Linked DNA regions of Homo sapiens: regions 2 and 3 are each linked to region 1. The links are chromatin loops, found by intact Hi-C in ENCODE. Cell type or tissue: heart right ventricle. All regions are shown on one strand.

Region 1 (8,000 bases):
CGGGGGCTGCACGCGGCCCGTGCATGTCCTTTCTTTTTTAGTTGTATTTTTACGGCTGGGTTTCAAAATCTCTTCTTTCTTCCTCTTCCCTCACTTTTACAGTCACCAAAAGCAGATCCCCCTGTAGTGGCTGCAGGAGACCTCACTGGATCCTAGGAAGGATGCCGCTGCCCAGTGCTCAGGGGCTCGGGGGCCCTGGCCACCCCCCCTGACCTGCCCATACTCTGTTGTTCCCCTGCCAATGGCTTCTCTGGGAGTGCAGCAGGCACGGTCACAGCAAGGTCCTCTCAAGGCCCTCCGCATTGCACCAGGGCCAGGCTACCCTGCACGTTCTCCTTCCTTTTGGAGCTCACGGGCGTGTTATTTTACGCAGTGAGACCATCAATTTCACTGGCCGCTTGTCAGCTTATTTACAACGCAGACCCCAGCTGCTCGGAGAACTCTGCTCCCTCGCAGCCCTGGGCTCACGGCTCCCCTAAATTTCAAATGGACTTCTCTGTCTGGGCCATTTATTTAGATTAGAAGCAAGAGAGGGCCACGTTCAGGGCTCTCTGCAACCAAATTGAACGCACAGCCCTGTTCGTGGCTCTCCCCGGCCCCAGAGCTTCACACAAGGGACTTGCTCTCCAGTTTTATGAACAAGCTTCTTTTCCAATCCCATTTCTTACCTCGGATCCACAATTGCTAGGGTTTATGCAAGAGCCATTAGGTGGACTTTCTGCAAAAGTCTCTGCATTTCCAAAGAAACCAGGAACTGAATGAGCCGTGTTTGAGCACACATGCAGACAGACAGGCAGACACACAGGCAGGCGGACAGACAGGAAGATAGGCAGGCAAACAGACAGGAAGACAGACAGGCAGGCAGACAGACAGGCAGGCGGACAGACAGGAAGACAGACAGGCAGGCGGACAGACAGGCAGACAGACAGACAGGCAAACAGGCAGGAAGGCAGACAGACAGGTAGATGGACAGATGGATGGACAGACAGGCAGACAGACAGGCAGGGCAGACAAGCAGGAAGGAAGATAGGCAGGTGGACAGACAGATGGACAGACAGGCAGGCAGACAGGCAGACAGACAGGCAGGGCAGACAGGCAGGAAGGCAGATAGATAGATAGGTAGGCAGACAGACAGATGGACAGACAGGCAGACAGACAGGCAGGGCAGACAGGCAAGAAGGCAGACAGACAGGCAGGTGGACAGACAGATGGACAGACAGGCAGGCAGACAGACAGGCAGACAGACAAGCAGATGGACAGGCAGGAAGGCAGATAGACAGACTGGCAAGCAGGCAGACTGGCAGGCAGACAGACAGTCAGGCAGGCAGACAGATTGGGCTGCCTCAACATGCCAGAGGGGCACATGGCCCCAGCTGGGTGGGAAGCCTCTGGCTGGGCAGAGCCTGAATGCTCAGACTGGCAGGTGCTTTGCATCCGGGCTGGAGACGCAGAGTCCAGTGTGTCCTTTCTCAGCAGTCAGTCAGCCTCAAAAGCATGGCGGTCCCAGGGCCAGGCACCACCATTCCAGTCTAAGGATGTGTCAGGGTGGGGGATGTGAGAAAATGCATTGGAGGGTGTAAAATCCCTCCTTTCTGGGAGATTGTGTGGGACACGTCGGGTAGGGGGGCACCCAAGCATCTCCAACCCTGCTGCCGAAAGGGCTCCATCCTCGGCCTTATTCTTGTGTGAGTTCACAGGCCGAGTCAAACAAAACTGCAGCGCCGCCCAGGGCAGGCTTTGTGGATGGCCAGTCCAAGCCAGGGCGCTGCCTGTCACTGGGCTGTGGGAGGAGACGCTGGGACCCGGGTGCCCGGAGGCAGCTCAGCTGACCCGGGCAGGAGCAGGGGCTCCCAGAGAAGAAGCCCACAGGCCAGGCCCCTGGGATCAGGAGCAGAGAAGGCTGAGGGTCACTTCGGGGAGCTCAGGGACTTCGATCACCAATGCTTCTTTTCCTGTCTACTGTTGAAGAGGCCAGAGTGAGCCTGGCCTCCGGCAAAGGTTGGAAGGTTCAGGAATTGAGTGGATGAAGCCTTAGGGCAGCACCAGGGAAGTTTGCTGGGACGAAGTGGGATGGGGATATGCCTCGGCCAGGCGTGGGAGAGGAGTGCCCTTCTCCCAGGACTGCCTCCCGTTCTCTAGGGGACCCATTTTCAGACTTGCTAGGTTTTACCAGGCAGCCTGGGGAGTTGGGGGAGACTCGCAGGCTCTGAGATTCCAAGGACAGTTTCTCACGGCCGCAGCCCCTGCACGTGGGGAATGCTGAGCTCCTGGGCCCGGCAGCAGCACCCGGAAGGTGTGGGACTGAAGCTTCCTGCCTTGGGGAGGCCCCTGCGGGTGTGTTGATGGCAGGTCAGACTCCCTCGCCAGGCTTTTGTGATAGCAAACACCAGCCCAGGCCCCTCCTGTACAGGGCAGCACCGTGCCGAGAAGGCCGAGCCACACAGCCCCTCCCGGTCTGGGAGGCCAGGACTCCCGAGTGTCACCAGGCACGTCCCCATCCATGTGACAAGGGCATGTGACCAGTATGCTGCTCTGGAGCGGGCCACCGGCACCGGTCGGGGCGGGGTGGGGCCTCTCGGAGTCCTGTCCTCTGTGGGAACGAAGGCCACTGTGCTTAGAACAGCCACACCCACTCCGGGTGAACAAACCCTGCCCCATCCTGGTGCCTCCACAGAGGCTCCCACAGAGGCCCTGGCCTGGTCTCCAGCTGCTACCAGGCCCCCCCGGCCAGGATCCTGCTGCAGTGGGTAGACTTTCTGTGTGCTGTGCCATGGGCATCATGGAGCTTGCTTTGTTTTCAAAATATGAAAACGCATGATCATATAAACAGAATGTTCAAGTGCGTGTGTGCCTGTGGGATCAGATGAGCACCGCTGCGGGCGTTCTGATGACCAAGAGCACACACAAGTGTGCACACACAGGCATGGCACACACGCACATGCCAAGCACCCACGTGCAACTGAAAACCATGCAGTCAGGGTTCCCTTCACCGTCGCCCAGCCCAGCCGGGTGCCTCTCAGTAAGCCAGTCCCAGCCCCCCGCCGGATGCCCCCCAGGGAGGAGGCTGTCTTCACAGAGGCAGCGCACGTGCATCTACAGAGCTCATGGGGTTCCTCCTTAGCTCATCCCCAGCTCCCCCTCTTCGTTTCAGGCATGATTTTCTTGCTGCTCAATGCACATGTCGCTCAGGCCCCCTAGTTCTCAGCCCCGCTCTCTAAAAATGGGAGAGAACAACCCTCCCTTTCCCTGCCTGCAGGGTCACCACGTGTGGCTGTGAAGGTCACTCCCAGCCCAAGGGCCCCACACTGAGGGGAACCCTCCACACGCAGCCCTCCTCGATCGCTCATTATGACGACTTTCCAGCCGCAAGGGGCCTTGCTCTGATAAACTCAGGGTGTTAGAGTCCTGCTCTGCCTGATGCCGTGGAGGCCAGATGGAGGAAGGGGGTCTCATCCCAACTTCCCCACGTGCACGGTGCAGGCCGGCAGCAGCCCTGCCCACCCTGGGGGAATAAAGATAAACCGAGCCCGGGAGCTGGCAGTGCCCAAAGGGGCCAGTGTGGTCTTTGTGTCCTTAATAGAGGAGGCAGCCAACAAGTGGCAACATCCAGGGCAGCCCCCAAGCCCTCCATGAATGGACTGGCAAACTGAGGCTCCAAGTGAGGTGGGGCCTGCCCAGGGGCCCCCAGCCACCTCGAGGGGTGGAGGAGGAAGGTCACAGGGAGCTGGTCTGGGAGCTGGTCTGTGGAGCCCCTCCGGCTGGGAAACTGGCCTTGCCGAGTGTCTTTCCATGGAGCAAGGCCGCCCTCTGGAGGCTGCAAGGAGCATGTCGCCCTCCGGCTGCAGACCTGCCGGCCCCGCGGCCTGGGGGCCAGGGAGACCCAGACAACAGAGGGCAGGAGACGCCGGAGGGTCGGGCGCACCGCCTGCCCAGGGGACACGGGGCACACTCCAGGGGGATCCACCAGCCAGCCACAGAACAGTAGGAGGGTGAACGCCTGCTTGCTTTTTTTTTTTTTTTTTTTTGAGATGGAGTCTCGCTCTGTCGCCCAGGCTGGAGTGCGGTGGCGTGATCTTGGCTCACTGCAAGCTCCGCCTCCCGGGTTCACGCCATTCTCCTGCCTCAGCCTCCAGAGTAGCTGGGACTACAGGCGCCCACCACCACGACTGGCTGATTTTTTTGTATTTTTAGTAGAGACGGGGTTTCACCATGTCAGCCAGGATGGTCTCGATCTCCTGACCTCGTGATCCACCCGCCTTGGCCTCCCAAAGTGCTGTGATTATAGGCGTGAACCCCTGCTTCTTGAAGCCGGGGCTGTTTCTAGGGACAGCTTCCCCAGGATGCCTTTGGCTCTGCAGCTGGGAGATCCAGCAACCTCCGGGACACGGCGGGGCAAAGCTGTGCACGGGGCACGGGGCAGGGGCGCGGGCTCCCTTCCCCCCACCCTCTGTGGCCCGGCCTGCCATGCAGAGCCGGGGCCTGCACTGAGGAGCGCGTGTGCCCCTTCCAGGTGTAAGTACTGCGACCGCTCCTTCAGCATCTCTTCGAACCTCCAGCGGCACGTCCGGAACATCCACAACAAGGAGAAGCCTTTCAAGTGCCACCTGTGCAACCGCTGCTTCGGGCAGCAGACCAACCTGGACCGGCACCTCAAGAAGCACGAGCACGAGAACGCACCAGGTGGGCCACGCGGGGTGGGGCAGCCCCCAGAGCACCCACACGGGCAGGCCCCACAGAGGGGGAGGGGGAACAGCAGGGGAGTGGGCGCCGGGCAGGGAAGAGGGCCACAGACTACCCCTCAGGAAGCCAACAGGCACCCCTCAAACCGTGGTCATTAAAGAGAACCTCGTGCTCTCCGGTGTCCCTAAGAAACCTGCCTCCCTAACAGCACCCCAGGTGTACCCCGTTCGCGGTTGGTTTGCCCCACGGAGGGAGGGGTCCAGCGAGAGGCCGCCCCCTGATGCTCCCGCCCCTCCGCAGTGAGCCAGCACCCCGGGGTCCTCACGAACCACCTGGGGACCAGCGCGTCCTCTCCCACCTCAGAGTCGGACAACCACGCACTTTTAGACGAGAAAGAAGACTCTTATTTCTCGGAAATCAGAAACTTTATTGCCAATAGTGAGATGAACCAAGCATCAACGCGAACAGAGAAACGGTAAGAAAACTATCGCGGGCTGGGGAAAGTCTGGACCCGGCCAACAGCCCTGCGTGGCCACCCTCAGAGGACATGCACCTCCACCCCAGCACCAGCCCCTAACACATCCAGATAGGCGCAGTGGGGGCCTCACCACAGAGGGTGAGGCCCCTGGGCTCTGGGAACCTGGGGAAGCTGCGCTGTCTGCCTCAGTTCCTCCACCTGGAGAGTCATGAGAGTAAGCACCCCTGGGCTTATGACCTCACTGTTAACATATGTGTGTGCAAAACACTAGCCAGGTGACCGAGCCGGGCACAAGTTCAGCTGTGCCGCTGACACTCAAGGACATTTTGATTTAATCTGAGGCACTAAAGATTTCCAAACCAAAATGCTGCACCTTTATACACACATGTACACACATACACATGTGTACACATGCACGCACACACATGCACACATAGGTATGCCCCGTGTACATGTACACATTCACATGCACATATGCACACAGAGATGCACGTTTGTATACATGTGTATACATATGCCATTGATGAATCCTCACTTGTTCCTCACCTGGCCTTGCTCTGGGAGCTGCAGTTTAGGGGATCGTGCCTGGGGACAGGGCAGGACGTGCCTGGGGACAGGGCTGTGGTCTGGGCATGGGCAGTCCAGGAACTGTGTGCTCTGCCCTTTGCGTGCAGGTCCCCAAATACGGGCATGCACGTGCACTCATGCACACACGTGTACATAACATGTGCGTGCATAAACATGCCTGCCTAGATCTACACACACGCATATGCACACATGCAAGTACATGCACATGGACAGTGTGTGCACATACACATGCGTGACGGACAGCCGTGTGCGTACACCTAGAGACACATGTACACGCATGGGCGCACGTGCGTCTAGACACACAGCAGCAGAACGATGGTGGAATTCGGATCCAGGAATGTCGGCGCATGCTCTGTGCAACCTGGGATACCAGGGCTCCGTAGGCCTCACTTACTCTGGGGGAGCCTTCAGACACCCCAGCGGGGCTGCTTCCTTTGTGAAAGCTAACACCAGCCAGCTGGCAGAGAACCGAAGGTGTTCCAAACTCCAAGAGGCCTGAGGGGGTGATCCCCTGATTCTACAGAAGGGAAAACGGGGCCCACAGAAGTGGGGTGTCTTGCTCAGGCCCAGAACCTAGAGCCAGATCCCAAGCTTTTACCGCACTGGCCATGGGCGGTCTAAGGCTCTGTACCCACAGGGCCCAGCTCACTCCCCACCACCTCCAGTAGGTGAAGAAGAAGCCCCCTGAGACCCCAGCTCCCTCAGAGCCCATCCCCTCCTCCAGGGCAGGGCTGCGTCTTCCTGTCATTGCTTCTAGGAGAGTGGGGGTACCTGGGAAAGAGGCATCCAAGCAATAAACACAGGAGGCAGTTGGACACTGGCTCTGGCAAAGCCACGTTCCAAATCTGTGCCCCTCCTAGGAAGGTGAGCTCACCTGTAGGGCCCTCAGCATCTTCATCCATCAGAGCCCAGAGCGGGCTCAGAGGAAGGGGCGGGGGGAGAAGCTGGCTCTGGGCCGTGGTCCCAAAAGCCTCACCTCCACCCCAGTGCAACCCCACCTACTCTGCAGCCCCCAGGCTGTCCCGGCATTCCCCAGTGGGCTCCAGGAACGATGGCCTGAAAGGAACTCTGCCCTGGCCACGCTGAGACAGCCGCATGGGAGCTGTTCGTGTTCCCTGCAGCTGCGTGTCAGACCCATGAGCGCCACAGGCCAGGCCTTACCTACGCCCCACAGCCCCGTCCCCAGGCACAATCCCCTAAGCTGCAGCTCCCAGAGTAAGGCCAGGCGAGGAACAAGTGAGGATTCATCAATGGCATCCTTGCCGGGGTGGGCCCAGGACCAGGAGCGTGTGCGGAGGCTGAACCACCTGGAGGACAGCAAGGCCCCCCTACCCCGAGCTAGGGTGCAGCCCGGCCGCACTGCAGGAGACCCACCAGGACCCCGAGCTAGGGTGCAGCCCGGCCGCACTGCAGGAGACCCACCAGGACCCCGAGCTAGGGTGCAGCCCGGCCGCGCTGCAGGAGACCCACCAGGACCCCGAGCTAGGGTGCAGCCCGGCCGCACTGCAGGAGACCCACCAGGACAGAAGGCTGTCTCTAAGAGAAAGAGATGTGGCCGGGCCTCCCCCTCGCCTATGGCAAGGCCCACAGTGCCCTGCTTCTCACAGCCCTAGGGGTGGGGACGAGGGAGGCTCTCCACACCTCAGAACATACGGGCACAGCCGGCCTCAGACGGACTCAGACTCAGGCCCTCGGAAGACCCGTCCTGCTGAGGCAAGGTCCCCGGGTCCAGCTGGCCTGGTCCTGAGAGCCCCTGCGTCACTGACGAAAATGAGAACAGGGCAAGGTGGACATAGGCAGCCAGTCCCTGGGGTGGCGGGAACGTTCCCTGGGCCTCCTGCAGAACCAGCTCCTGCCCTCCGCCATCAGGAAGGATCCAGTTCTGTCAGGAGTCCTGGTCCTGCAGCCCCGTGAACCCCTGAGTTGAATCATGTCCCTCAGCATTCCCAGGTGGAAGTCCCAGCCCCCGGTACCTCAGAATGGGACTCTCTTAGGAGATAAGGTCTTTAAGGAGGGATTAAGCAGAGGCCACACTGGGTAGAGTGGGCCCCAATCCAGCGGCACTGACGGCCTCTTAAAAAGGGGGCACTTGGAGAAAATCACGCAGGGGAGAAGGCCAAGGGAAAATGGAGACAGAGGTCAGGGTGATGCGCCTCCCAGCCAAGGGTCACCTAAGAGGGACAAAGGTCACCAAGGATGGCCAAGGAGGGCCAAGGGTCACATAGGAGGGCCGAAGAGTGCCAAGGTTTGCCAA
Region 2 (8,000 bases), 600 kb before region 1:
CCTCAGGTGCATGCCATCCATGTGAGTGCGCATGTGTGCGCATGTGTGTACCCCAGGCCATTAGTGAAACCTGACACCTGGACAGCGCCATTCCTAGGCAGGTGCTCCCACAGTCCTATCCTGCCGTGTCTCTGATCTCAAGGCACCCTCCAAGGGTGGCTGTATTTCCCCATTTGGACAGATTTATTGGAAAGCTAATTTCAGGGTCCTCATTTGCATGGGCCTCTTCCAGGCACTGTGCGTAATTTTATATCCTTTCTCTTAAAGTGGGCTCCCAAATTGAAAAGCTTCACGCCTACAAGACCTCGGTCTGCCCTATTCTCATTTTAAAATGGAGGAGACGGAGGCACAGAGAAGTCCAAGAATTTGTGCAGGGTCATGTGACCAGTGCCTATGTTCAGTGATCCAATCATTGCAGCCCCTCTCCCTACACACACCTGAACACACACACCTACATGCACACATCACACTGGCGCACACACACCTGCATGGACACATGCACACCCACACACATCTGCACACCCTGTATGCACACACCTGGAAGCTACACACACTTGTATGCACACATTTGCACACCCCACACAGGTGCACACACTTACCTGCACAAACCCACCTGCATGCACATGAACACCCAACACACCTGCACACACACCTGTATGCACCCACATGCACACCCCCACACAACTGCACACACGCCTGCACACCCACACACCTGTGTGCACACACATGAATGCACACACCACACACCTGCACACACATGAACAGCCACACTGCACGCACATGTACACACACACCTGCACACACACCTGTATGCACACACATGCACACCCCCACGCACCTGCACACACACACACACCTATATGAACACACATGAACAGCCACACCTGCTGGCACACACATGCACACACACATACGTCTGCACACACACACCTGCATGCACACCCCTACACCTGCCGTCATACACACCAGCACACCTGGTGGGCACCCTTGTCTGGCTCTGCCACACAGCTGTCTTTTCTGGGGATGCCCTGTGAACCCCAGGATAGATGCGGCCTCTTCCTTTCTGTTCCAGAAGGAGCAGCTCTTTCCCTCCTCCTGAGTCTGACCTTGCCATGTCCTGACCTTGGGACTCAGCTCCCCTGCCCCGCCCAACCACATCTCTTCCCTGGGTGCAGCGCCCAAGCGTGTGCCTATGGGGCTCTGGAGTCAGCGCATCTGCGTCCACGACTGACTCCACTACTTCCCCGTCCCTTTGCTGCCCCGTGACCGATTCTCCATGTTTGAAAGTGGAGGCATCAAGATCTCCCTCCCAGGAGGACGAGAGTGAGTGAGTGAAGCGAGAAAACCATCTGCAACTGCTCAGCCCGAATTGCCGCTCAGCCCGAATTACCGCTCAGGCCGAATTACCGCTCAGCCCGAATTACCGCTCAGGCCGAATTACCGCTCAGCCCGAATTACCGCTCAGGCCGAATTGCCGCTCAGCCCCAATTACTGCTCAGCCCCAATTACTGCTCAGCCCTCATGATCCTTGACCTGCACTGGCTCCAGGACCTGCCTTCACTTCAGGGGCCTCGGTTTCTCCCCATGGCAGTGACCCCAAGTCAGCGGAGAGGCCCAAAGAGTCACTCACAGAGGCTGCCCTAGGAGTCCTAGGTGTGCAGTGTGGGCCTGGCCCAGCGCCCTCCATGCTCCTACCACTGTGCATGTGGGTCCCAGGCCAGGGGGCCAGGGGTCCAGGGGTCGGGGGTCCAGGGTCAGGGTCTTGGGGTACCACGGGCTGAGGGGCTGGAGGCCAGGGGTTCAGGGGACCAGGGGGCCAGGGGGCCAGGGGGCCAGGGTCAGTGTCTTGGGGGATAAGAGACTGAGGGGCTGGAGGCCAGAGAGCCAGCAGATGGGGGGTCCAGGGCATTGGGGATCTGGAGGCAGGGGGCCAAAGTGCTGGACCAGGAGGACTGTGCGGTAGTGGCCCCGCATTCTTAGCAGCCAGGTCTCTGGTGAGGGGTGGAGGTGAGCACAGCCTTGGGTCTGAGTCCTGCCCGTGTTCTGGCCAGCGTCCAGCTGCATGGATGTTCCAGGAGTGATGGTTCAGGGGACAGAAATGGCCCAGCTGTTGCCGTCAGGACAGATAAATAGTTGACCCTGATGTTTTTCCCACCAAGACCAACAGGCCCCTGTCTCTGGAGCCAGGAGCCGCTCAGCTACATCGGCTGGCAAGTTTTGCCGGCTGCCTGCTGAACCCTGGCATCTTGAAGGGGCTATGGCTGGGGGCGGCACCAGGGTGGGACACAGAAGTCAGAACCTCCGAGCCAGGCTTGGCATTCAGCTCTAGAGAACAGCACAGCCAGGTCTCAGGGGGCCAAGGAGGGTCCCAGGGCCAGTGCCAGGCCTCTGTGGCTTCTGGGGAACAGTGGGCTGGGAAAAAGAGTCTGTGAGCTTGGGGGTGGCTGCTGGACACTGGTGGAGTCAGGCCTTGCCTGCAGTTCCGCCTGACTCTGCAGAGCCCTGCAGCCGCGTGTGCTCAGATGCAGCACCCAGGGAAGGGTTCATGGGTGGATGGGCCTGGGGGGAACCAGTTTCTAGGGGATGGCCCAGCAACGCGCAAAAGGGAGACCCCTGAAGCCGGCCGGCCTGTTCCGGGCACGGCTGCAGCCGGTCCTCGCACTCACCTCCCTTGCAGACAGACCCACTGAAATCCCCAGCCCACCTGGGAGCTGCTTTGGGGAAGAGGTCTTATGGGGTCTAAGGGCGGTCCCAGCCCCACCAGCTGAGGCCCTGCTCAGCCCTCTACTTCCCCTGCACCAGACACCCCCTTCTGGGCCTCCCTCCAGAGCGTCCCTGCCTGAGGCAGCCCCCGGATCACTGCCCTGTGGGAGGATGAGCTCTTGATAGGGGCCGGCCAGGACATGGGGCCTGGGGCTCCAGGCCTCAGTTTCTCCATCTGGGCAAGGGGGTGGGGAGGGCACTGATGCTCATGTGGCTCCCTCTGTCCAGGGTGAGATGTCCCCTCTGGAGAGAGGTGCTTTCACTCAAGGTGGGCACGTGGGGGCCGAGCAGCTCCACCTCCAGATGGCTGTCTCTCGGCTGTGCCTCAGTTTTCTCCTCAATGCAACGAGGCTAGCGATGCCTCGGCCGAGGCTGTGGAGGGAGGGACTGGGGATCCCTCCAGAGTTCACGGCGACTGCTCCTGAGTCCTGGCCCTGCCCCTCTTGGCAGGCGCCCTGGAGGGCCCAGAGTGTGCACTGGGGCGGGGCGGGTGGCTGCTCCACCTCCTCCCGCGGTCACTGCTCGTGGACACCAGCAGAGGGCGGCCACGCACCACGCACAGCTGGGCTGTCCACGCCGGAGCCCCCCTCCAGGTGCGAGTCAAGGGGAGGCTGGGGAGGGGCTCAGGCCGCAGGAAGACCACTGCGCAGGGCAGGGGAGGGGCCTCAGACCTGGACCTGGGGTGGGAAGGGTGCAGTGGGGACCCTGGCCGGTGCCCTTGGAGCTGGGCCTGCACTGAGCATCCTCACGGCCCACATACCGGGCTTGGGCTTGGGGGGTGCTCGAAAGCACGGCCACCCAGGGCTTCTCCAGGGCGTGAGGAAACAGGGCAGGTGGGCAGGAGGTGCTTGGGCGGCAGGGCCTGCGGCCACAGGGGTTGTGGTCTGGAGTCCAAGTGCAGCCCCCATCCAGCTTCCAACCATGGTTGGGCCGCAGAGGGCAGAGGGGTCCTGCTGTTACTCCTGCAGAAGTTTCCACCAGCTCCTTCTGACTGGATCTTCCCCTCCACCTGTCCTCACAGGGGTCTCTGCTCCACTGGACAAGCATTGAAACATGTCTGGGGGAGGGGCTGGCCTCCTGCTCACGAGACCCACACAACATGGTGGGTGCAGCCCATTCTCCTGTCTGGGGTCTAGAGTGGACAGAGGCTGGGAGGTGGTTGCAGGACAGGAAGGGGGTGCGTGGCAGCTGTGCCGTGAGCAGGTTGTGCTCTCCAGACAGGAGGGCCCTTGCAAGTGGCGAGTTCTCAGGGGTTCGGGGACCTTGGTGCCGGACGAGGACCACTCCTGAAAGAGAGTTTGTCTCAGGCCTGGGGGAAATGAGAGCGCAGCCCCATCCCCACGTTAGGCCAGGACTGAGGCAAGCTGTCCTTCAAGCTGACGAGGTCACCCTGAAAGGGTCGCAAATGAGCACTGGCCCCCAACCCCCTTCCTCACCAGTCCCCCGCTGCAGTGGACAGGGTGGGGCTAGGGCTGGGCTTCTGGAAACCCATAGGGCACCTGCCTTAAAAGCAATGGAAAATGCCGGGGGCCTCTGAGAACAAAGATGTCCATCGCAGTGTTATTTACGATGCCGGAACTGGAAACAACCAAGTCTTCAAAACTGGAGGAACAGCCGAGAAACTATTGCACAGACATCAAATGGAATTTTATTCTACTAACAACATGAATGATGTGTTTTTTCCTTTGGCTGCTATAAAAATTGAAATAAACTTAAGGCTTAGAACCACACATTCCTTATTGTAGAATTCTGGAAGTCAGAGTCCTACAATGAAAGTGTGGCAGGGCGGGTTCCTCCTGGGGGCTCGAGGCGAGAATCTCTTCCTTGCCTTTTCACTTCTAGAGATGCCCATGCTCATTGGCTTGTGGTTCCTCCTCCGTTCTCAAAGCTGGCAGCACAGCTCCTTCCAGTCCCTCTCTCTGATCTCTGCTTCTACACCCGCATGTCCTCCCGCTCTGACCCTCCTGCCTCCCTCTTAGGAGAGCCCAGTGATCACACTGGCCCCACCTGGATAATCCTGGATAATTTCCTCATCTCAAGAACCTCAATTTAACCCCCTCTGCACAGTCCCCTTTGCCAGGCGTGATGGTTACTTTTATGGGTTAACTTGACGGGGCTGTGGGGTTCCCAGACACTTGGTCAGTGTGACTCTGGCTGTGTCTGTCTGTGAGGCTGTTTCTGGGTGAGATTGACATTTGAACAGGTAGACAGGGTAAAGAAGGCTGCCCTCTGTCATGCGGGTGGCCTCACGCAACCAGGGGAAGGCTTGCAGAGAACTAAAGAGGTGCCCCTCCCCAGATAAGAAGGAATTCACTCTGCCTTCAGCTTTAAGGAAACCAGGGGCTCCTGCGGGGTCTCGAGGCTGCAGATGGCAGATGGTGGGCTCCATTGGCCTTCCTGATCCCCTTTCCCCCCGACACACAGCCTGCTGGTTTTGCTTCCTCAGAGAGCCCTGACGAATGCGCCAGGTAAGGTTCCGGGGACTGAGACGTGGGCATCTGTGGGGACTGTCATTCAGCTGACCACAGATGGGGTGGACAGTCCTGTCATGTCCACCTGAGAACACGGCAGAGCAACCCAGAAGCATGTGCTCTGAGAGCTCACCGGGCCGTCTCTGGGTGTTGGGATTGCAGCTGACTGCCTTCCTTCTTTGGATATTTCGGGGTTTTCGTCTTCTGTTCTAATGAGGAAGTTCAATGTAGGTGGCACATCCCAGCCCCAGGGGAAGCAAATGCCCAGGAGCCGCTGCTGGGCGAGGCGTGTGCATTAGGCTGTTCTCGTACTGCTGTAGAGAAATGCCCATGTCTGTGTAACTTACAAGAAAAGCTCACGGTTCTGGAGGCTGTGTGGGAAGCACGGTGGCATCTGCGTCTGGGGAGGCCTCAGAAGGCTTCCAATCACGGTGGAAGACGACGGGGAAGTAGGTGCCTTATGTGGTGGGAGCAGGAGCAAGAGAGAGAAGGGGAGCTGCCACACACACTTTAAACAACCAGATCTGTCGCTAAGACAGCACCAAACCTGGAGGGCTCTGCCCCCAGGACCCAAGCACCTCCCGCCGGCCCCACCTCCAGCACTGGGGATTTCATTTCCACACGAGATTTGGGTGGGGACAGCTATCCCATTGATACCACCTTGGTTTGGGGCTGCCCTGGAGCTGATGCCTGGGGGGCGAATCCTGGCTGCCTCTCCTCCCTCTGCCCCATGTCCAGGTGTTCTGAGGTCACCTGGGGCTTATTCTGCCAAAAGAGCATCTCGGTGAGTGTGTGTGTGTGTGTGTGTGTGTGTGTGTGTGTGTGTGTGTGTGTGTGTTTGGGGGGGTGGCACTAAGGGGTCAGCCAGTACAGGGGGTCCAGGAAGGAGGTGGGGAGAAGACTCTGTCCCCAGGACCTGGGAAAGGGTCACAGCCTGCCCCTCTGGGCTGATGGGTGGGGGGACTTTGTCCCTCTGGTCTGATGGGGAGGGGGGACTTTGCCCCTCTGGGCTGATGGGGGGAGACTTTGCCTGGCTGATGGAGGGTGCTTTGTCTCCCACCAGGCAGCTTGGTCTCTCTGTCTGCAGCTCCCCAGGGCCAGGGCCAGGTGAGGGCATGCCTGGTGGCACCTTCCCTGGGGATGGAGAGCCTCTGGGGTCCATGGGTGTCTCTGACTGGGGGTCACCTGTGTGGTCCCCTGCTTCAATTTAGGTCCCCTGTTCTGCAGGCAGGGGCTTAAGCTCTGTGGGGGTGAGGGCTTGCTTTCCAGGGCAGAATGGGCTGCTGGAGGTGAGGTCAAAGTCAGGCTCCTAGAGAAGGCTGGGACTAGGGTCACCATTGGTAAGAAAAGGTAAAATGTAGTGTCTTCCCTAGATGGAGGGAGAAAGGGGCCAACTTACATGGCCGCGAGGGAACCCAGCCTGGCAGCAGGCTCCGGTCCACACCAACTCGAGGTAAATGCTGGAGAAGATCCCCAGCTGGGCTGCGGTAGGACCCCTCCCTGCAGCTGGTGCCACCCTCGGGGGCTCTGCCTCAGGACGCCCTCCACACTCAGCACAATAGCCCCTGACTGTTGATCTGGAGAGGGAGCTTGCAAACATTTCTGTTTGTTTCAAGCCAGAAAGCAGCAGTGGAGTGGGGTCGGTTTGCAGGGACTTCCACAGCAAAGCACCACAGCCTGGACGCTTACACAGCACTGTTCCCACGGCCCTGCAGGCTGGGAGTCCAGGGTCAGGGCGCCGCAGGGCTTGCTCCTCCAGGGGCCTCTCTGTGGCTGGTAGATGCCGCCTTCTCTGTGTCCTCACAGGGGCGTCCCTCCATGCATCTGTCCTCACCTCCTCCTGTAAGGACACCTGGATTAGGGCCCACCCTTATGACGTCATTTCACCTAAGTCACCTTTTCAACGCAGGGCCAGAGTTCAGCCCTAATGGGGGGGGGGTTCAGCTTTCAGAGGAACCCCCTCTTCTGTGGCTCCCCCACTGGTGGGCAGAAGCCGGGCAGGGCATGGGGGGATGTTTGTTGAGGTGCAGCAAGAAAAACCTGCAGTTTCCCACACTGCCAGGCCGAGAGCAGAGACAGCTTGGCTGTGGTCAGGTTTTCTAAAACGCTGCTTCTTAGGGGCCAGTTTTCCTCAGTCAGGTCACCCCCCGCAGCCCTGGGCCCCAGGTGGAGAATGTTCTCATGCCTGTGCCAACAGGGGCTGCCAAGTGTAGGCAGAGAACGGCGGGCAGGTCTGCGCCACCGAGCTGAGTTTGAGGATTTCACACAAGACCTGGTGGAGTGGAGCGAGGACTCCACCCTGTGCTGGTTCCGAGCCCCTCAGGGGCGTTTGAGGAAGGCGCCTGTGGTCAGGACGCTGGTGGTGGCATTAACTCAACCAGGTGCTGGCCAAGCTCTGGCCATAGAGAGTGTTCTGGATCGCGCCTGCTGGGAGCAGCTGGGACAGGGCTCTCTGGTTCCCATGCACCGTGTCCTCACGTGGGGGTCCTGCTGTCTCCAGGCCTGGCCCTCCTGAGGGGCTTGAGGGAAGCCCAGCTCCCAGGTCAGTCCGGAGATCCCTGTCCCCTGGGCCATCTCCCTCGTCCAGGAGGTGTGTGGGGTGGACCAGGGTGGGGTCCACGTCCACCTAAGCTGAGGAGCCGACTTCCAACGGTGAGATTCTGCTGGAAAAACCAGAAAGCAAGAGGGAGACAGTGGCTGTTTCAGAGGCCATAGCCTGGCCCAGGTAGGCACTGCCGTGCCATCTTGTCTTTGTGCCAGCTCCCA
Region 3 (8,000 bases), 550 kb before region 1:
GATAGCCAAGCTATCCTTCTGCCTCATGGTGCAGCCTTGGACTGCCCAGTTATCCTTCCGCCTCATGGTGCAGGCTTGGATGGCCCAGCTATCCTTCCACCTCATGGTGCAGCCTTGGATTGCCCAGCTCCTCTGGCTGTACTTCCTCCCCACACAGAGGAAAGCTCAGGCTGAGGTCAGGCCGGGAAGAGTTTTGGAGCACACTTCGTCTTTTGCAGTCTTCGCTTCCCACCTCTCACAGCCTCTTCATATTTTCCTCTCACTAAACTAAACACTCCAAAGCTGGAAGGGGCTACTAGAACATTCCTTCTAAGGGGTGGTGAAGGGACCTGGGGGGTGAGCTGATATGAGAAAGAGCCCTCAATTTACCACTTTGTGACTCATCCCTGACAAAGTCCCCAAGGGCTTTGGGCACCAGCCGGGCAGCTTGGCTGGTCAGGGCTGGGCCTCTGCAGCACCTCTCAGAAGCCTCCTGTCCTGAACATGCTTTTCCGGAGGGAGTCCCTTGGTTTGGTCACTCTCCAGGGCTTCTCTGTGTGGCTTGGAGGGGCCTGGGAGGACTGGCCTAGGCAGCTGGGTAGGAGCCCCCCTTTCTTCTCTGCATGTCCCAGGGGCCTTCTGGGGATGAGGACCGGGGAGCCAGGCAGAAATGGGGTTACGGCAGAGCATTTTCTGGTGGGTCCTCCCCGTGAGGCCTCAGGTGAAGCTGGCACTGCCCAGACACCTCCGAGACTCATCCCTGCCCCTGAGCTCCAAGTCAGGGACCAGGACCTGGGCCCCCAGCATGGCTTCCCTTAGGCCAGGGCATGACTGTCCCCAGCCTCTCTCTCTCTGAGTTGAGGGGTGCCCAGCCACTGCTTCCCACTTTCTTAATTGCAGCTTATCCCTCTGGCAGGGGTGCGGGAGGGGCAGCATGAGCCAAATGTCCACCTTCAGCCAGGGGTGACAGCGTGTGGAGGGTGTGAAACCTGGCCTGTCTGAGTGTTTGCTGTAGGAGGGCTCCTGTGTCCCCTGGCCCCCAGGCACTGGGGCTGACCCTCTGCTTTTCCAAGTGCTCCTCAGAGCCTAGGAAAAGGCACCTGTTACCCGCCCATGCCCTATTAGTATAAGCTCCATTTATTACAGCTGCAAGCTCTCCCCAGCCTGCCAACCTGAGGATTTTTTTTTTTTTGATGTAGTTTTGCTCTGTCACCCAGGCTGGAGTGCAGTGGTGCAATCTTGGATTACTGCAACCATCGCCTTCTGAGTTGAAGTTATTCTCCTGCCTCGGCCTCACGAGTACCTGGGATTACAGGCATGCACCACCACGCCCAGCTAATTTTTTGTATTTTTAGTAGAGATGGGGTTTCACCATGTTGGTCAAGCTGGTCTTGAACTCCTGACCTCAGGTGATGCACCCACCTTGGCCTCCCAAAGTGCTGGGATTACAGGCGTGAGCCACTGCGCCTGGCCAGATTTTTCTTTTCCCTTTCTTTCTTTCTTTCTTTCTCTTTCTTTCTTTCTTTCTTTCTTTCTTTCTTTCTTTCTTTCTTTCTTTCTTTCTTTCTTTCTTTCTTTCTCTTTCTTTCTTTCTTTCTTTCTTTTTTTCTCTCTCTCTCTTTCTTTTTCTTTCTTTTCTTTTCTTCTCTTTCTTTCTTCTCTTTCTTTCTTTTTGCCTAAAAAATGTGGAGCCCTAAACTGCAGCGTTATTTACAAGATGAAGTGAAACTAAGGAATGTGGCTTCCAGGCTGTGGCTCTGTCCTGGATATCGGCTCAGGAGACCCTTCCTCCTCCCCAACTCCCTGGGCCTGGATTCCTCTGAGGGCTGTGCTGCTGTCCTGGGGTTGGAGTCTCTCTCTCTCTGTCTCCTGGAGGTGCCCTGAGGCGATGCTTTAAGGTTCCTCTGTCCTAGGGCGATTGTTGGCGTAGGTTTAATCTCTGCTCTCTCTTCCAGTTCTGCCCCCTCAAGGAAGCCCTCCTGAAGACCCTGCGGCTCCACCAGACCCTCCTCCTCTCTGAGTCCCTGGATGGATCCCGGGGGGTTTCCGAATTCTCCCCTGGGTGAGTCGACCCCTTCCACTTGCCCTCTGAGGCTGTCCGGGCCTGGAAGACAGAGACGGCCACTCCTCAGGTCCCCCCAGCCTCCGCCCAGGCCTGGGACAGGCAGCCACTGGGGAGAGAGGTGAGACTGTGATGGCTCACGGGCAGCTACTGGGCAAAACCACGACGATGGCAATGATGGCAACAATGGTGATGATGGTGACGGTGACAGGAATTGCTCCCCTGGGGTGCCCGCAGTGGCCCCGCACCTGCCTCTCCCTGTTTAATCCTGTAGTGGCTGCTGGACATGGGTTCTCTCTCCTCATCCTATGGTCTCAGACAAGGACGCAGAGGTGTTGGGAGGCACTGCTGTCTGTCCAGCCTGCCTCTGGAAAGTCTAGCTGGAGGCGGTGCCGGAAGGTTGGGCAGGGGTAGCCGTGGGGCAGAAGGAGGCCTGGTGAAAACACAAAATGTGAACAGCAAGGTGGCTTCAGCGCATGGGTTTGCTTAAGTCTCAGAGTCAGGAGCGGCCAGCCAGGGCAGGCAGGGGCCCATCCCAGCATTACCTGGCCTCCCTGAGTGGCTTGGTTGGGGGGCAACCATGGCTCTGAGCTGGGGTGATGCAGGATTGGGGGTCTGTGTGGAAAGGGGGCACCCGATGCTCGTTAAACGAAGCCTTCCTCATGCGACAGAGGCAGCGGCACGTTTCACCCAATGCTATTATTAAAAATGCAACCAGTGCTTTTGTATGGAGAACAACCCACCTGCTGGTCAGCCTTTGCCCCACACCCTCTGGCAGAAGCATAGTCTGTGCCAGGAACTAGGGAGGGCTGGGAGTGACGGCGGTGAGGTCCTGAAGAAAATAAAAGGGAAAAACACAGGTCCTGTCCCAGAATATCTTGGAGTAGGAAGGAGGGGCCAGGGTTGAAGGGCTGTTAAGCCAGGAGGACTTCTTGGAAGAGGCGGTATTTCACTCAAGAGCAGTCTAGCATTTCCCTCCTACCGTCTCAGGTGTAATTTCCTTTCACTGGGAAATATAAAACCCCAACGTAAGGCAGGCGGACCCTTCTCTACCCTGGTGGGCAAAATTCAGAGGGGTCTAGGGGAGGATGGTCAGCCCCCAGGTCAGAGTCTACAGGACACGGCCCCTGTGGGTGTGCATGTGAGCCATGTGGGTGCTGGGTGGGGCAGAGAGAGGCCCGGGGCACTTAGTTCTCTGTTGGGTGACGTCATGGTTTCAGCTCTGCCAGCTGGGCTTGGAGTGGCCAGTGGGCTGCAGGCATCAGCTGGCCGACGTCTGCGTCCTGCAGACACAACATTAGAGAGAGGGGGAAGGGGGAGTTCTGGCACTTCAGAGACCCCCGAGGACTCTCTATCACTCCTGTTTGCAGGGTGGAGGGGAAGGGCTGGCCTTGCAGGAAGCCTGGGGGAGGGTGCGTCCGGCTGGCTCTGCCAGATCGTCCCTGGCTGGGCCACCCAGGCAGGACGGCACCTCCCGGGCCAGCTGGCTCCTGTCCATCCTCGGTTTCCCTCCCTCCGCCCCACATCATGGCGCAGAAAGTGGGGCAGGCGCTGGGCTCTGTGGTGCTGTGTCTGGGGTGAAGACCCTCTAGAAGGAGGGGCAGGGTGGGGCTCACGGGGCTCCTGTCACCCAGCCCCACCCGTGACCCACACAGACGCATGGCAGATCTCACAAAAGGTGACTCCACAGGCTTTGGACCAAATCCCAAATTTGCTTCCAAGAGCCTCTGTTGATAGAGCCGGGCTCCTCTCTGGGGTCGGTCAGGCCTCCATACACCTCGAGAGTTTACAACTCTATCGCTAAATCGAAAGTTGGCCTTGGTTTTAATTCCAAGGGCAAACCACATACTGTGGGGGGAATCCCGGGAATGCGTTTTAGGGCGATTGCCAGCGAATGTGTTTCCAGGGCTCCCCACCCCTAGAGACGGCCTGGGTGGGTCCAGGAGCCCCTGGAGGATGGGCTTTCTAGAACTCTCCGCCCCAAGGTGTTCCGGCAGGTTCCCTCACACCAGTGCTTGTCACCTCTGTGCAGCCGTGTGGGTTATGGGTTGGCATCTGTCTCGTAGCTGCAGCTTTTGGGGGCTTTTGCAGGACCCAAGACCCTGCTTCCTCTTTCTGTTTGAATGGAGCCGCCTGGTGGCCTGGCCTGGGGTGCTCTTGGTCCTGTGGTCTGGAGGACGAGGGGCTCCTTGAGGCCTGGGGTCCCATCCATAGGATGATGTCACAAACCCACTCCCGTTTCCCGGTGTGGGGCCGGGCCCCAGGTTAGCGTGCTCAGCTGAGGAGGGGCCAAGGAAGCTCAGGAGCCCCATCAGCCTCTCTTAGGTCTTCCCCGCTTTCTGGGCCTCCCAGTGGGTCCTGGACACTGTATCAGTGCTCTGTGCTGGACTCCTCTCTCCCCGGGGCTCTCCAGGCACTCTTCCAGCTGCCGTGGGCAGGGGTGGCCGCTGGGAGACAGAACGTGGCCACAGAGGCCTGGGCTGAGTGGCTAGCCTGGCCTGGAAGCCGAGGGTGCCCTGGCCCCTGCCCTGCTCCGGGCCCCGCTCATGGGAAGGGTCCTCAGACCCTCGCACCCCGCAGGAATCTGCTGCATCCGCAGAGGGAGTTGGGCCCGGTGCCGCCTGGCCGGCCAGTAGGTGGTGTCTCTGGCCTGCTTTCCAGCGCCTGGCCTGCCTTTCCCGCTCGCTGGCCTGCCGGCGGCCGCCCGCACCTCCGCGCAAGCTGGCCACATCTGGAAATGTTTGATTTGATATAGTGTCGCTTTACATTGCAGAAATGAGCGTAAGCGGTTTTTTAACCCACCGAGTGAGAAATGCGATCTGGGTTTTACTGCCGACCCTTTAAATAAAAAACAGATCACTTATTAAACCATTATCTATCAAGGATGGGGGGTGGGTGTCGAGAGTGGACGGGGATCCGGCGCAGATGGAAGGGATGCGGCCTCTGTCTCTTGGCTGATGGAAGGGTTGGGGGCCCGGGCCGCTGGCATGTCACTCCCAGGGGATGAGGGAGGGAACCAGGTGCCCACCGCCTGTCCCATCCACCCTGTGCCAGCTGCTGCCAGTGGAGAGGCGACACTTTCCTTGCTGGAGGAAGGGCTTAAGGCTCACTGGCCTGGCTGCTCACCGGCCCTGAAACGGAGGCTCCCCATCAGAGTGGGAGGGGAGAACTGCAGGGGCTGACCAGGCCACGGTTGCTGGTCCCAGGGCAGGGGTCCCCAAAGCCACAGGAGAAGGCATGGACCTGGCTGTGCTCAGGGGCTCCTTGGCATCCCTCTCCTCAGAGTCCTCTCTCCCTTGACCTTGGCTTTTGAACAGAGCTGGGTTCCCAGTTCAGGACCTTTAACTCCGTCAGCCACCCCTGGGCTCGTCTTTCAAGGAGGGTTCCGGGGTTTCAAAGGTGCCTCACATGACCCTGCCACGTGGTGACTCAGTGGAGGGGCCGTCCCAGGGGTGCTGGGCTGAAGTGGGCCACATGCTTTGTCTCTGGCCACGGCCTCGTGTGTGGGTTGTGCGGATGGGCCTGTCGGTGACCAGCACTTGGTCCAGGGGCCTGGGGCCCTTCCCGGGGTTGTAGACACATTTCTACAGCTGTGGGCCGGGCGCCGCTCCACCGGCTGGCACGAGCCTCTGCTGCCCACTCTGTGCCTGGTTCCTGGCCTGCTGGGAACAGGAGGAGCTCCGGGAGCGTGGAAGGTGACCAGTCCCCACCCGCATGGGCGTTTGAACTGTTCTGTGCTTTGAGTCGGGAGCCTCCTTGGAGTGGGGTTCAGTCAATGCTGCCCTATTCCTGCAGTATTTTTGGTAAGTGACTCCCTTCCGCTCTGTGGACATGCCTTTGGTAAGCTGACCAGAGTCCTCCTGGCGTTCCTCCACCTGGACACACCGCAGACGCACCCTGTCCGGTGTGAGCAGTACCCGTTCCTCAGCCGTGGAGCCCCTTCCTCCATCCTCCGAGAAGCTGGGGGCTGGTGTGACCCCAGGGGTTTCCCGAGCTGGTACCAGAGATGGTGTTGAGAAGATGGTCAGGCTGACCAGGCCCAGGCACAGAGGCAGAGTGACCTGGGGCAGGCGGCGTTGGGGACCGTCAGGAGGACAGAGGCGGAGTGGCCTGGAGCAGGCGGCGTTGGGGACCGTCAGGAGGACAGAGGCGGAGTGGACATGAGAGGATAGCATCCCGGGACACGGGTGAAGGAGGTGCCATGCTGATGGTGACCAGGCAAAGCCAGGGGCCAGGTTCTGAGGACAGAACCACAGGTTACGCGGCGTGAACAGAGCTCAGGAGGATGGGTGGTGGGTGCCTGCTGAGCTAGCTGGGAACTGGGCCTGGGGCCGGCTCTGCCGCAATTCCACGGGAATCTGCAAATCCCCAGGCCTCATTGCAGGTTCTGTGGCCTGTCGTGAGACAGAGGGAGGCACGTGACCATGTAGACCCACTGGGCCTCGAGACCTCTGGGCTGGGCACTGCCTGGGCAGGAATGGGGTTCACGGAGAGCTCCCACCTCCAGGGCTGGCAGGGAACAGGGTGTGTGGCTCCCCAGGAGGGTTGGCTGCCACCATCTTTGCCCTCGTCACTCAACAACCCTTGGTGGGGTGCAGAGACCTGAGCTTGGGGGAGTCTCAGAGACACAGACAGAGCCAGCACTGGTCATCTAATGTCTGGGGACAGCTCCTGGCAGCCGGGCCCATCTGCGTCACCCACCTTCTCTGGGCAGGGCAGGCTGGCCCTGGCTGCTGGCTGTTGTGGGGGTGGGCCAGGGGTGGCCAACGGATGGGTCTCAGGAGACCAGTGAGGGGTGGGCTGTCCAGGAAAGGAGGTGGGCCGAGCGGACAGAGAGGACCCTGGTAGTGGAGCGGAGGCACGCAGAGTGGGGAGGCGGGGTGAGGTCCTTTCGGGGCAGCCGTCCTGGGGCTGGTTTCTGTCATGTCAGTGCCCCTGTAGAGGGATTTACTGAGCTCATGACTGGTCCCCTGGCATGGCAGGGTGCTCATAAGGACAGCCAAAGTCTCCTGTGTGTGCGACAGCTCTCAGCAGCCCCCGGCTTGGTCCTGACTGCACTGGAGTGGGAGCCGTGTCCCCAGTCTGCAGGTGAGAAAAGGGAGGTCTAAAGAGGGTGAGGGGCTGGCCCAGGGCCACACAGCCAGAAGGGGCGGGTGCAAGGCTGGGAAGCACAGGGCGGTGCTGGGCAGGATCCCAGGGGTTGGGTGCCACTGTCAGGGGCCCCAAGTCCCTCTGGCCCCTCGCACACAAGCATGGCCACCGAGGCTGGAAGGGCAGCAGCGTTTCTGTGCCACGGCCGGGTCCTTCAGCCCCCAAGGGGACAGGGAGGAAGCCGCCTCACTTCCCACCTCTGGCAGCCCCTGGGCCTCTTCAGCGAGGGTGACCACAAGGTCACGGCCTCCCCACCGTCCCCCGGTCATGGGGCTTCCAGACAGCACACACCTGGATTGGCTGCCCCGTCCTCGCTATGCCCTGCTGCCCATAGTGGCTTGGCTTGGACAGATTTATCTGAGCTGTCACAGCCAATAGAAAAATGGGGCCGCCCGAGCCACCGTGTAGTTACAGTGACCGAGCGGGCACTGGGCACACGTGTGATTTATGGGTCCTGCTGGACCTGGTGGGCCTGATCCTGACACTACAATGTGGCCCCTGCATGCAGGTCCCCGAGGGGCAGACCGGGGGCCGCTTCTGACCTTGAGCTGGATTCTGGGCCGCAGCAGGGACCCTCACGAGTGTGCAGGGGAGTGCTGTGAGTCAGGCCCCCCGGTGCAGCCGGGGCCACTCCTTGGTGGGCCCAGGGGCACCCAGGCGTGGGCTGGCTGGGGCACAGGGTCTCCAGGAGGCAGCCTGGACTCAGGGACAAGATGTGGCTCAGCTGGGGACGTGGGCGCCTAGCTCAGGGGACAGCTGGGTCCCTGAGTTCCTGGTGGCCAAGGCCTAAGCCAAGGCGGGAGGCTCG

Evidence for each region. Peaks named below come from ENCODE experiments on the same cell type or tissue, not always from the same donor. Only the 100,000 strongest peaks of a DNase experiment are listed, where the experiment ranks them.
Region 2: a loop joins it to region 1, with 23 times the contacts of the local background. A loop is called at or near these places in 53 of 110 quality-filtered maps.
Region 3: it touches region 1 in a loop (16-fold over the local background); 36 of 110 quality-filtered maps call a loop at or near these places.

Annotation. Positions count from the first base shown.
Region 1 is chr1:3,421,071-3,429,070 of GRCh38, forward strand. PRDM16 (PR/SET domain 16) reads left to right here. Exons shown (of 17, transcript NM_022114.4): 13 at 4,511-4,680; 14 at 4,981-5,155. Among named protein-coding and RNA genes, the nearest start is that of ARHGEF16, 30 kb to the right of the region's middle. RefSeq lists an enhancer at 1-94. In heart right ventricle, a CTCF peak has its summit at 3,806 (motif pointing left); DNase peaks (open chromatin) are centred at 2,591 and 3,801; H3K27ac peaks cover 3,117 bases.
Region 2 is chr1:2,818,870-2,826,869 of GRCh38, forward strand. No RefSeq gene overlaps it. Among named protein-coding and RNA genes, the nearest start is that of TTC34, 21 kb to the left of the region's middle. In heart right ventricle, a CTCF peak has its summit at 3,305 (motif pointing right); a DNase peak (open chromatin) is centred at 3,292; H3K27me3 peaks cover 4,139 bases.
Region 3 is chr1:2,871,437-2,879,436 of GRCh38, forward strand. No RefSeq gene overlaps it. Among named protein-coding and RNA genes, the nearest start is that of TTC34, 74 kb to the left of the region's middle. In heart right ventricle, a CTCF peak has its summit at 4,670 (motif pointing right); a DNase peak (open chromatin) is centred at 4,680; H3K27me3 peaks cover 4,530 bases.